Regions from separate parts of the Homo sapiens genome. Here region 2 is linked to region 1. A link is a contact called in ENCODE Hi-C or POLR2A ChIA-PET data. All regions are on one chromosome and are shown on one strand. Each heading gives the region's core, a stretch centred on a gene start or an enhancer-like site at or near the end of the contact. The rest is flanking DNA. Distances are from core to core; before and after follow the strand shown. Region 1 holds the start of SPICE1-CFAP44 (SPICE1-CFAP44 readthrough (NMD candidate)). Region 2 holds the start of ZDHHC23 (zDHHC palmitoyltransferase 23).

What was found. Hi-C counts contacts between places; a loop is a spot of excess contacts on that map. ChIA-PET counts read pairs that join two places held with the same protein, here RNA polymerase II (POLR2A). Pooled maps may share reads with other maps.
Region 2: a loop to region 1 is called in a map of cardiac septum, with 5 times the contacts of the local background. The contact joins the promoter of ZDHHC23 here to the promoter of SPICE1-CFAP44 in region 1. A Hi-C loop is called at or near these places in 2 of 168 maps with a recorded cell type or tissue (cardiac septum and naive thymus-derived CD4-positive, alpha-beta T cell) and 12 of 50 pooled maps. POLR2A ChIA-PET finds 5 or more read pairs at or near these places in 1 of 52 experiments (SK-N-SH).

What each region holds. Positions count from the first base shown.
Region 1 is chr3:113,512,231-113,517,200 of GRCh38, forward strand. SPICE1-CFAP44 (SPICE1-CFAP44 readthrough (NMD candidate)) reads right to left here and starts at 2,926. Exons shown (of 52, transcript NR_183050.1): 1 at 2,667-2,926. SPICE1 (spindle and centriole associated protein 1) reads right to left here and starts at 2,926. Exons shown (of 18, transcript NM_144718.4): 1 at 2,667-2,926. RefSeq lists enhancers at 2,613-2,732, 2,793-2,842, 3,549-3,598, 4,109-4,158, 4,219-4,268.
Region 2 is chr3:113,945,276-113,950,245 of GRCh38, forward strand. ZDHHC23 (zDHHC palmitoyltransferase 23) reads left to right here and starts at 2,738. Exons shown (of 5, transcript NM_001320466.2): 1 at 2,738-2,915; 2 at 3,411-3,688. The coding sequence starts at 3,528. It overlaps GRAMD1C (GRAM domain containing 1C), which reads left to right. Exons shown (of 18, transcript NM_017577.5): 18 at 123-1,899. The coding sequence ends at 203. RefSeq lists an enhancer at 2,156-2,656 and silencers at 2,371-2,870, 3,221-3,320.

The sequences.
Region 1 (4,970 bases), core at 1,676-4,175:
GTACAGTAGGATAACACAGGTATAGTTAAGCTGCTATCCCATCTTTGCCCTTCTCTTGCCATCCAGCTTCATGAAAAGGTACACTTTAGCACCTGTATTTACTAATCCTTAGTTCTACCTCCAAGTTTTATTAATTACAAAAACTCTGACCCCACCTTTGCACTGAAAAGCTTTCTTTTTTTTTTTTTTTTTTTTTTGAGACGGAGTCTTGCTCTGTTACCAGGCTGGAGTGCAGTGGCACGACCTCAGCTCACTGCAACCTCCACCTCCCGGGTTCAAGCGATTCTCCTCCCTCAGCCTCCTGAATAGCTGGGATTACAGGCGCTTGCCACCATGCCCGGCTAACTTTTGTATTTTTAGTAGAAACGGGGTTTCACCATGTTGGTCAGGCTGGTCTCGAACTCCTGATCTCGTGATCTACCTGCCTTGGCCTCCCAAAGTGCTGGGATTACAGGCGTGAGCCACCACACCTGGCCTCTTCTATTCTTTTCTCCTTTTCTTCACAGGCTCTATTGTCCTCCTCCACACAAACAATTTAATCAAGGATTTCCACCCAGTTCTATCTCAGTTCTCATTCTTCTTGTCTTTCCATTAGATACCCTCTCCTTTCATTCAATAATTATTTGGGGGAGTGCAGCACACACCAGGCACTGGCTAGGCATTAGAGATACAAGTAAACAAGTAAACTAAGTAAACTAAATAAACTAAGATATTAGTAAACAAGTCTAATATGGTGCCAGCTCTCATGGAGCTGCTTTCTTGATCACAAAGGGGCAGTTCACATCCTCCCTCAGTGACCTCACCAACTCCCTTGAGCAAAGCTATGAATGTATGGACAAACAAACACACTGTGAAAATGAGTCCCAAATCAATGATTCACACCTTTCCTCAAAACTTCAAACACAGTGGCTCGCATCTGTAATCCCAGCAACTCGGGAGGCTGAGGCTGGAGGATCGCTTGAGGCAGGAAGCTCAAGACCAGCCTGTGCAACATAGCAAGACCCTGTCTCTAAAAAAAAAATTTTTTTTAATTAGCCAGGAGTGGCAGTGAGTGCCTATAGTTTCAGCTACTCAGGAGGCTGAGGTGGGAGGACTGCTTGAGCCCAGGAATTGGAGGCTGCAGTGAGCTACGATGGCGCCCCTGCACTCCAGCCTAGGTGACAAAGTGAGGCTCTGTCTCTTAAAATAAACAAACAAAAACAAAACAAAAACACCAAATGCTCATTTCTAACTACCTACTATATACATCTCCCAAATATCACAAATACAGTATATCAAAATACAGCTCATCATCATACCCCAAATCTCTACTTGCTGATATATAACTGGTTGACTCGATAAATATGTTCAATTAAGCTGAATTTACAGAATTACAATCCTAGTTGCTCCAATTTAAAACCTCAGCATCACCTCTGTTCCTTATCTCTTAGTGAATCAGATAACAGAATCTATTAACTTTTTCCCTAAAAATCTCTCTTGCCCGCTCTTCTCCATCTCTACTAAAAATATTTTTGTTCAGGCTCTCATTATTCTAATTAGTCTCCCTTTCACTCTTCACTCACTGACTTCATCATCCATCTATTAATGTAACTAATATTTTGAAGCACCATCTAAAAGCGAGGCACCAGATATAACAAGAAAGTAGAATAGTCTATGCCCTTGCAGAGTTAAGAGTTTCTAAGAGGACCGCAATTAAACAAGTATTTACAACAAAAGGGCAGCATGGGAAGTAAATTCTGTGTGCCATGAAAGTACCTAACTAACTCTATGCAGTAAGTAAAAGCTTCTCCTCTCTGTAATACCCCCAAAAATGTTTGCACTGAGAGCTAAAATACGAATAAAAGTTAGAAGCAGGGGAAAGAATATTCCAGGCAAGGGAAAATGCATTTACGAAGAGTTTGAGAAGTTCAGTTCAATTAACAAAGATCTGAGAGGGTGAGAGGTTAAAGGAAGAAAGGCAGACAGCAGATTGTAGTCTTGTGAGCCACAGCAATCTGAACACCTAAGACCATAGGAAACCACTGAAGAATTTTAAAAGGGATAGTTATGACTGGACTTAGTAAATCCACTCTGACTGGTGTGGAAAACTGATCAAAGAGAAACAAGAACTCTTTCCAAACACTGTTGAATCAATCCTACCTAAATACATGGATAGAGAATAGATCTGAACCCTTTACCTACTTCCTCTAGATTCGGATGGCTCCCCACTGTCAAAAGCAATCCAACTCAGCTTGGCATTCAGACCCTCTCCCCCATATGGCCCGGCTGACTTTTCTTTCCAGTGTTCTCTCACATCTCCCGCAAATCCTAAAACCAAGCTCTCGCCTCACACACAGTTGCAACCATTCTTTTCCCTCTGCTTGGAACACTCATTAGGCTCACTCTCTTCTCTACTGGGTTAACTTCCACGGACTCCTCAAAACTCACAGGAGGAGCCTTCTGAGAAGCCCCTCTGACATCCATCGATTTAAATGACGCTCCCGGTCCCAAAGCACCCTGGATAGTTTGCCTCTCTCCTGCTACACGGTGAACTCCCCCAACGCTACAATCGAGCACCCCCAATTACCAGCTCTGTGCAAAAGCTCCCGAAAGCGGTGCGCACGCGCATACTCGAGGTGCTCTGGCGCCACGCACAAACATACCCAGACACGCACCCTGACACGTACTTGCACTCTCAAAACACAGAGCCGCGGCTGCGCTTCCTGAAGTAAGGATTCCCCAACCGGGCGCCTGGATCCCAGGCAACAGACAGATGCCACCACCGTTCTCCCCACCCTTTTGGTAGCCCTGGTCCCTAAGGCTCGTTGGGACTGCGAGCTGCAAGCCTCAGATCCATCATCTCAACCTGCCTTGCAGTCGGTCCCGACTGCCGCCGCCACCGCAGCTAAAACTTCAGGCGCCGGAACCGCGGAGCGCGCCACAGGTTAACCCAGCCAGCGGCTTCCGGGCTGTTGCCTGGGTTACCAGAGCTCCGCCCCACGCCCTTGCGTATATCCGGCGAGCCCAGTGCGCAGGCGCCTCCCAAAGCCTATCTCGGGTCCTGAGTCTAAGGGAGAGAGGTTCCTCTGCAAGGTTCAGGGCAAATTATTAAAGAATAGGTATATAGCAGGCCGGGCGCGGTGGCTGACGCCTGTAATCCCAGCACTTTGGGAGGCCGAGGCAGGCGGATCACGAGGTCAGGAGATCGAGACCATCCTGGCTAACACGGTGAAACCCCGTCTCTACTAAAAATACAAAAAATTACCCGGGCCAGGTGGCGGGCGCCTGTAGTCCCAGCTACTCGGGAGGCTGAGGCAGGAGAATGGCGTGAACCTGGGAGGTGGAGGTTGCAGTGAGCCGACATGGCGCCACTGCAGTCCGGCCTGGGCGAAAGAGCGAGACTCCGTCTCAAAAAAAAAAAAAAAAAAAAAAGAATAGGCATATAGCATTAGCCGGTGCCTCGAGAATTCTCCAAAAGAAAGATGTTGCTCTCCTCACCAGACTTCACATATCACTTAATTTGCTTTCATCTCTATTCATTTGTTTACAAATCTTTAGTAGTGGAATCCCAGCACTTTTGGAGACAGAAGCAGAAGGATTGCTTAAGCTCAGGAGTTTGAGACAAGCATGGGCAAGATGGCGAAACCCCGTCTCTACGAAAAATTAAAAAATTAGCTGGGCGTGGGAACACGCCTGTAGTTCCAGCTACTCAGGAAGCTGAGGTGCGAGGATCGCTTGAGCCAAGGAGGGCAAAGCTGTAGTGAGCCACAGTCATACCACTTCACTCCAGCCTGGACGACAAAGCAAGACCTTGTCTCAAAAAAAAAAAAAAAAGTTGTTTATTACAACCTACAAATGTGCGGGAGAGCTAGGTTCTATGGGGCTAAAAACAGGCAAGGTGGGAAACTTACAGCATATTAACAGACAGTTATCAATGACAAAAACATTAAAATTATGACGAGTGCTAAGAAGGAAGCACTCTAACCAAATACTTAGCTTATTATTATAGTAATATTTGAATTACTCAGGAAAGCTCAGACATGAATAGGCCAGTGGGGAAGGGGAAAGCATTCCTGCAGAGGGAGCTGCATGTGCAAAGATGTGGAAAATGCAAGGGACAGGAAGAGGTCCAGTGTGTCTGAAGTTTAGAGAACAGTGGGAACTTGCTGTGAAGGGGAGGCGCCCTGATAGGCTGGATCCACGACAGTCAGAGCTGCGTGGACCACGTTAAGAACTTTACAAAGCACTTGATTCAAAAACAGAGTTTATTTGCTCTGGTAAGACAATTTCCTCTAGCCCCTTGCTTTCTGCTGTTACAATACACCCATGTGTGGTCTGCAAATACATGCCCAAAACCTTCTAGAGGAAAGGTACTGCCTTTAATAGTTTTCACTCTGATTGAGGAAGTTTGATGTAGATATATTTAATAATCAACAATCATCCACTTGCTTGCATCCTCAACTCCCTGCCCCTCTCTAAATTGCTGTAATCACTTGGCAAAATGACCATATTAGCCATCCCTACTTTACACTTACTAAGTGCTTGCACCCATGCAGCTGAATCTGAAAAAAAACACCCAATCATGCTGACTTTAAATTCATGATTACTGATGTTAAGTAGGACCTTAAAGATGCTTGAACATCTCATTACAGGTCCCTGTTCATTGATTTTCCTACATATTAGTTTTATACCTTCATTCATACCCAATGCCTTGTCTCCTATCCTCATTCTCACACAATGACCTTGCTTCCTACTGCATTGATTACACTGAATTATTCAAAAGAGAACTTCCCTAAGCTCCCATCATTATTTTAATCCTTCTGTCACTATCTTTACCCACAGACCTGCCTTCAGAAGCTCAGCATAAGAAATATGAAGAAAGCTAATCAAAATACTTCATAATCAAATTGCTCAGAACGAGTGATAAAAGAATCTTAAAAGCATCCAAGGAAAAAAATACATGTCGTATACAGCAGAACAAAACTAAGGAT
Region 2 (4,970 bases), core at 1,488-3,987, 430 kb after region 1:
TTGGGCATCAGTATAAACAAAACTATATTAAGTGTCACTGTAAATTTTGGGCATAAAAAACAGAAATTTTCAAATCTGATTAGAAAAATTAATCTGATTTTGAAAATTAACTTTGTTTACAGCTGAAGAGCTCACTCATTATGCTTCAGAAAACGTTTGATCTACTAAATAAGAATAAGACTGGCATGGCTGTTGAAAGCTAGTGATCTGAAGGACTAAAACCGCAGAGATACTTGGAACTTAAAGAAAATACCTGGAAGAAAACCAGACGAATGAAGGATTTTGGCATAGAACATTTCTATGTTTTTTCATTATTGAGATTTCTAATATGAACATTTCTTTCAGTAACATTTATTTGATAATTAGTTTCTGCTGGCCTTAATAATCCATCCTTTCACTTCTTATAGATATTTTTAAGCTGTGAATTTCTTCAGTGAACCATGAAATATATTATAGAACTGAATTTCTCTGATACAAAAAGAAAATGACACACCCTGAATTGAGTGGTATGGTCTCATTTCTACAGTGAAGTCTGATGCTTTGTTAGCACAGAATCCGTACATGTCCAATAGGTCGCTTTTGTAACTGAGATAAGACCAAGAGGATAAACAGGACAATATAAGAAGAAACCTCTATGTCATTACTGATTTTAAAGGTTCTGTTTTCAGGCATATAACATTTCCAGGTTTGTGTACTGTAAAGATTATAATGTCTTCATTTATTTAGCATGCAAATTTAATAGTCAAACTTTTTGAATCTGCATGTTGATGATGATTATCAGAAAGGGTCTTCTGCCATGCTGTATCTTTATGAAAGAAATAGTTGTTTTTTCTTAAGGTAACTATCAGAGGTGGGATTATCTTGCCTCCTCACTTAGAATACCAACAGTCAAAAGGAAGAACCATCCTCTGAGTTTTAAAAACCAGAAGGTTATGTTAAAATCTGGGCATTTAGTGACAGATCAAATGCATACTTGAACTAAGATTGGCTTCAGCTTAGCAGTCTTTCATGGTGGAAGTGACACATCTGGTTGAAAATAATTTGTGTATTTTCAGTAACCATGTATGGCTTCCTTCTTTATGTATGTGTGTGACTTGTTTTGATTGGTAAGTTATAAGCCAGACATAGATTTTAGCTCTTTAATAAAAACTTCAGGGGCACGTATGTCCCAGTACAAGTGTACTGACTATCAAGTTTTAACTCAGATGCAAGCTTTGGCTCTTTCATAAAAAGTTTTTATGCATATGTGTCTCCATACAAGTGGCTCATTAAAATAAGAACTTTGTAAACTGACTTAAAATCAGATATTTTTTCAAGAGTTAGGGAAAGTTGAAGTGTTTTACTGTTTTGTCTCTTGAGCCCTTTCTCTGGGGAAAAAATACATATCCATCTATCTATCTATATATAAACTGTGTATACATTCTTACTGTTTGAACAACTATTGCCTTTAATTAAATGTTTCATTTTTCTCCAGAGTCCCCAAAGCCACATGGCATTATTATAGTCATTTTTGAGATGCCTGTAGAGAATGAAAGTATTGACTCCGTTAGAGGGAAAATGGGTTTCTCTGGGTGAATTCCAACGAAGCATACCTAGGGGTAACAGTGAACCTACCTGGGTTTGTTTTGTTTTGGTAAGGATTTATGTAGTGTCTGGCTGTAAGCAAGAATGAGTGGATTATAAACTTGAAGATTTCTCTGTTAAAGTCACAAAAATGATCGACAAACAATATTTTTGTGATGTTTATTTAAACGTTGTATTTTATAACATACTTCAAGGAAGAGTATCGAAGTAAGTTGCTTTATAAATTAAGACTAAATTCGTATGGATGCAGAATTCAATTAATAAAATTTGAGCCTGTTACGTAAATTGAATATTAATAAAATTGAAAATTTCTGAGTTGTAGTTTTTCTTCTTTTTCTACTTAAAAACAAAACTAGAAAGCCTGCGGTAGTGAAACGTGTACATGGGCCCACACTCTTTAAAGAAATTTTGTGCAATAATAAAACCCAAAAAGGACTCTCATCTCAGGGCAGTTTCATCTCAAATACACAGACGACTGGAACAAAAGTACTAGCGAGGCCTGCTGGTCCAATGTAAAGGCTGCTAGCCAGAAATCATGAAACGAACAGGTTGCTAAATGAACAGATCCGGCAGCAGTGATGGGCCTTTAAGAGAAGGTCAGCGAAACTGGGGGAGGTACTTGGATAACATTTTGCGGTGGAAAGCTCCCTCACCGCCTGTTGCCGGAGTCTGAATGAAGGCTGGCGGCTCCACGGTCTCACGTAGTTCGGAAATCCTCCGGGTTCCCGGGTTTCCCGTATTTCCGTCTCCGCACCTCGTCCGCACCCCGGGGCTCCGGAGGCTGTCCCACCGGCGCGCCGCCCGCAGGCACCGGCGGCGCCCGGCTGCCGCCTCTGGGGCGGGGCGGGGCGTGGCGTGGCGGGGCAGGCCGGAGGTGCGGGACCCACCTCCTGCCCCTGCCTCCTGGACGCGCTCTCGGGAGCCGATTTTCCCCTTCCCGGCGCCAGGGCCGCGGGCCAGGAGGAGGAGCCTCGCCCGCGGGCACCGCGGGGAGGCGGGCGGCGCACGTGCGGACAGGCGGGGAACCCCGGCGCCGGGGGCGGGGCACCCGGAAGCGCGCGTGGACCTGGCGCACCGAGCCGGGCGGGCGGAGGGGCGGTTGGGACGGCGCGGGGAGGCGGGCGCGCCGCCCGGGCCGCGGCGGGCTGTGGTCACAGGTGGGCGGCTGCGGCGAGGGAGCGGCCGAGCGGAGCCCGGGTCCCGGAGACTCCTGCCGTCACGCCCGGGGCTCCGCGTAGCAGAGATCGGGAGACGCGTCTGTGCCTCCGGGGAAGCCGACCCATCTCCCCTCCGCCTCTTTGGCTGCAGTTGCACCTCCGGCCAGAGGGCAGGTAACTTCCCTTCCAAGGTCATTCTCCTGGCGGGGTGGTGCGCGAGGCCCGCCCACGTCCTCCGGATTGGCGGGGGCGGGAGAGGCGCACCCTGCAAGGGGCCCGACCAGTTGGGCTGGACCGCGACCCCTGAGCACTGCCAGGGAGCCTGGTGTGTCAGCCGCTGCTAGCGGGCATATGCTTCGCCTTTCCCTATAGCCCCGAGGCTGAGTTCCCACCAGCGCCCAGGCTTGGAGCGGAGACCGCTCGGCCCTCCCAGCCTGCACCCGCAGGTGAGCGCAACCGCCCGCGCCCCGGCTGTCCCGGACGCGTGGTCGGCTGTCGCCATAGGAACGGCTGGTGCCCAGACGGCGCCTGCCCAGGCTGGGAAGGGGCGGTGAAGGCAGCTCAGACCTCCAAGAACCCTGGAGCCCCCTGTGTGGCCAGGCGGAGCCACAGAAGCCTGATGAAAACGGGACCCCCTCCCCCTCTCTCTTCTCATTTTTGATTGCTCAGGCGTTGGAGGTTAAGCAGAGAGAGAGAGGCGTGGACCTATTTACGAGATGTAAGTTGTGTTCTTTCCACCTTTACCTTCTGAGGGCTTCTTACGCCTCATGGTGACAGGTGCAAATCATGACACAGAAGGGCAGTATGAAGCCTGTGAAGAAAAAGAAAACCGAAGAACCTGAATTGGAGCCCCTGTGCTGCTGCGAGTACATAGATCGGAATGGGGAAAAGAACCACGTGGCTACTTGTTTGTGTGATTGTCAAGATCTGGATGAAGGGTGTGATCGGTAAGAACAGAGCATTTCTTGACGCTGGCCCCATCACCCTTCTGAGAACTGCCATGTGTACTTTCAACCTAGCCACCCAGAATGCTAGAATTTGCTCTTGATTCTATTTCCAAGCATCTAAAATGAGAGTTGGCTTCTGTGTCAAGTGTGAGGATTTTAGAAAGATGGATTACGCAGTAGTGCACAGCTGTCTGTCTGCTCTGTTTTATAGGATATTATTTTTCGTTTAAAGAGAGATGAGGGAGAGAACAGGCAGTTTAAAGGGATAGTAGGCAAGTTAGTATAAAATAAAATGCAAGCCAGCAGAATCTGTAAGTTTAAAATGAACACAATAGTTCCAGAAAGTTCCTGCCTTCTCAGAGGTCTCAGCATTTAGAGACTGACTACTTGGGACTGGGTGGCACCTGACCACAGAGGGCCTTGTGGGTTGAAATTTCATTTTCCTGCTGTTAGTACTGGTCTTGCCCCTTGTTTCTGGGGAGGAACTCCAGCCAGAAGGCATGTATCTCCCCTGGATTCACAGTTTTCAGTGCGACCAGCAACACTCTTGATTGATCATACTGTATTTGGCTTTTATTTTCCAAGTGATGGAAATTACTATCCAAAAAGAGAATTTTTAACATCACTGAAAAAATTTGGTGTCGGACAGTGAATAATCTGGTTTTAATCCATTTTCTGAGTAATTATATATTTAAAAATCACTGTCAATGGAAGTCATAATGTGGGAAGGATAGGGATGTTGGAAACTTGCTTTTCCCATTAATAATTATTTCTGGTTAAAAAAGTCATTGCAACTGCCAATTTGTTGACTTAGAACTTGATACATTAATACAGCCATGAAAAGCATTCCCTGGGGTCTGCAGTCTAGTACCAGCCTTGACTATTAAAAACCCAGTGAACCCTTTGTCGTTCTTACTTGACAGTGTACTGTGTAGTCTTTTTTATGGATGTCTTTGAATATAGGTTCTTTAGATTTAGTCTGAAATCTATACTGAGAAAATAGAGCACTTTGCACTAATGAATGGAGAAATGATGCTGTTTCCATAACCACCATCACTCAAGACCGCAGCTCTTCCATTAACCTTGCTAACTCTTCCTCCCTCCTAGCCCTGGAGACCTTGGCTGTCCCCTGAGGCATCTCCTCTGCTCTCTCTGTACCCCTCTCCTCTGTGTTTCCACCGTGCCTGCTGCTCTGTATGATTCCCAATTAGTTATCTCTAAGTTCTAGTCTTACCTTTAAAAATTGTCTAAAATCAAAGTTACCTTTCCTTAAACTCTACCT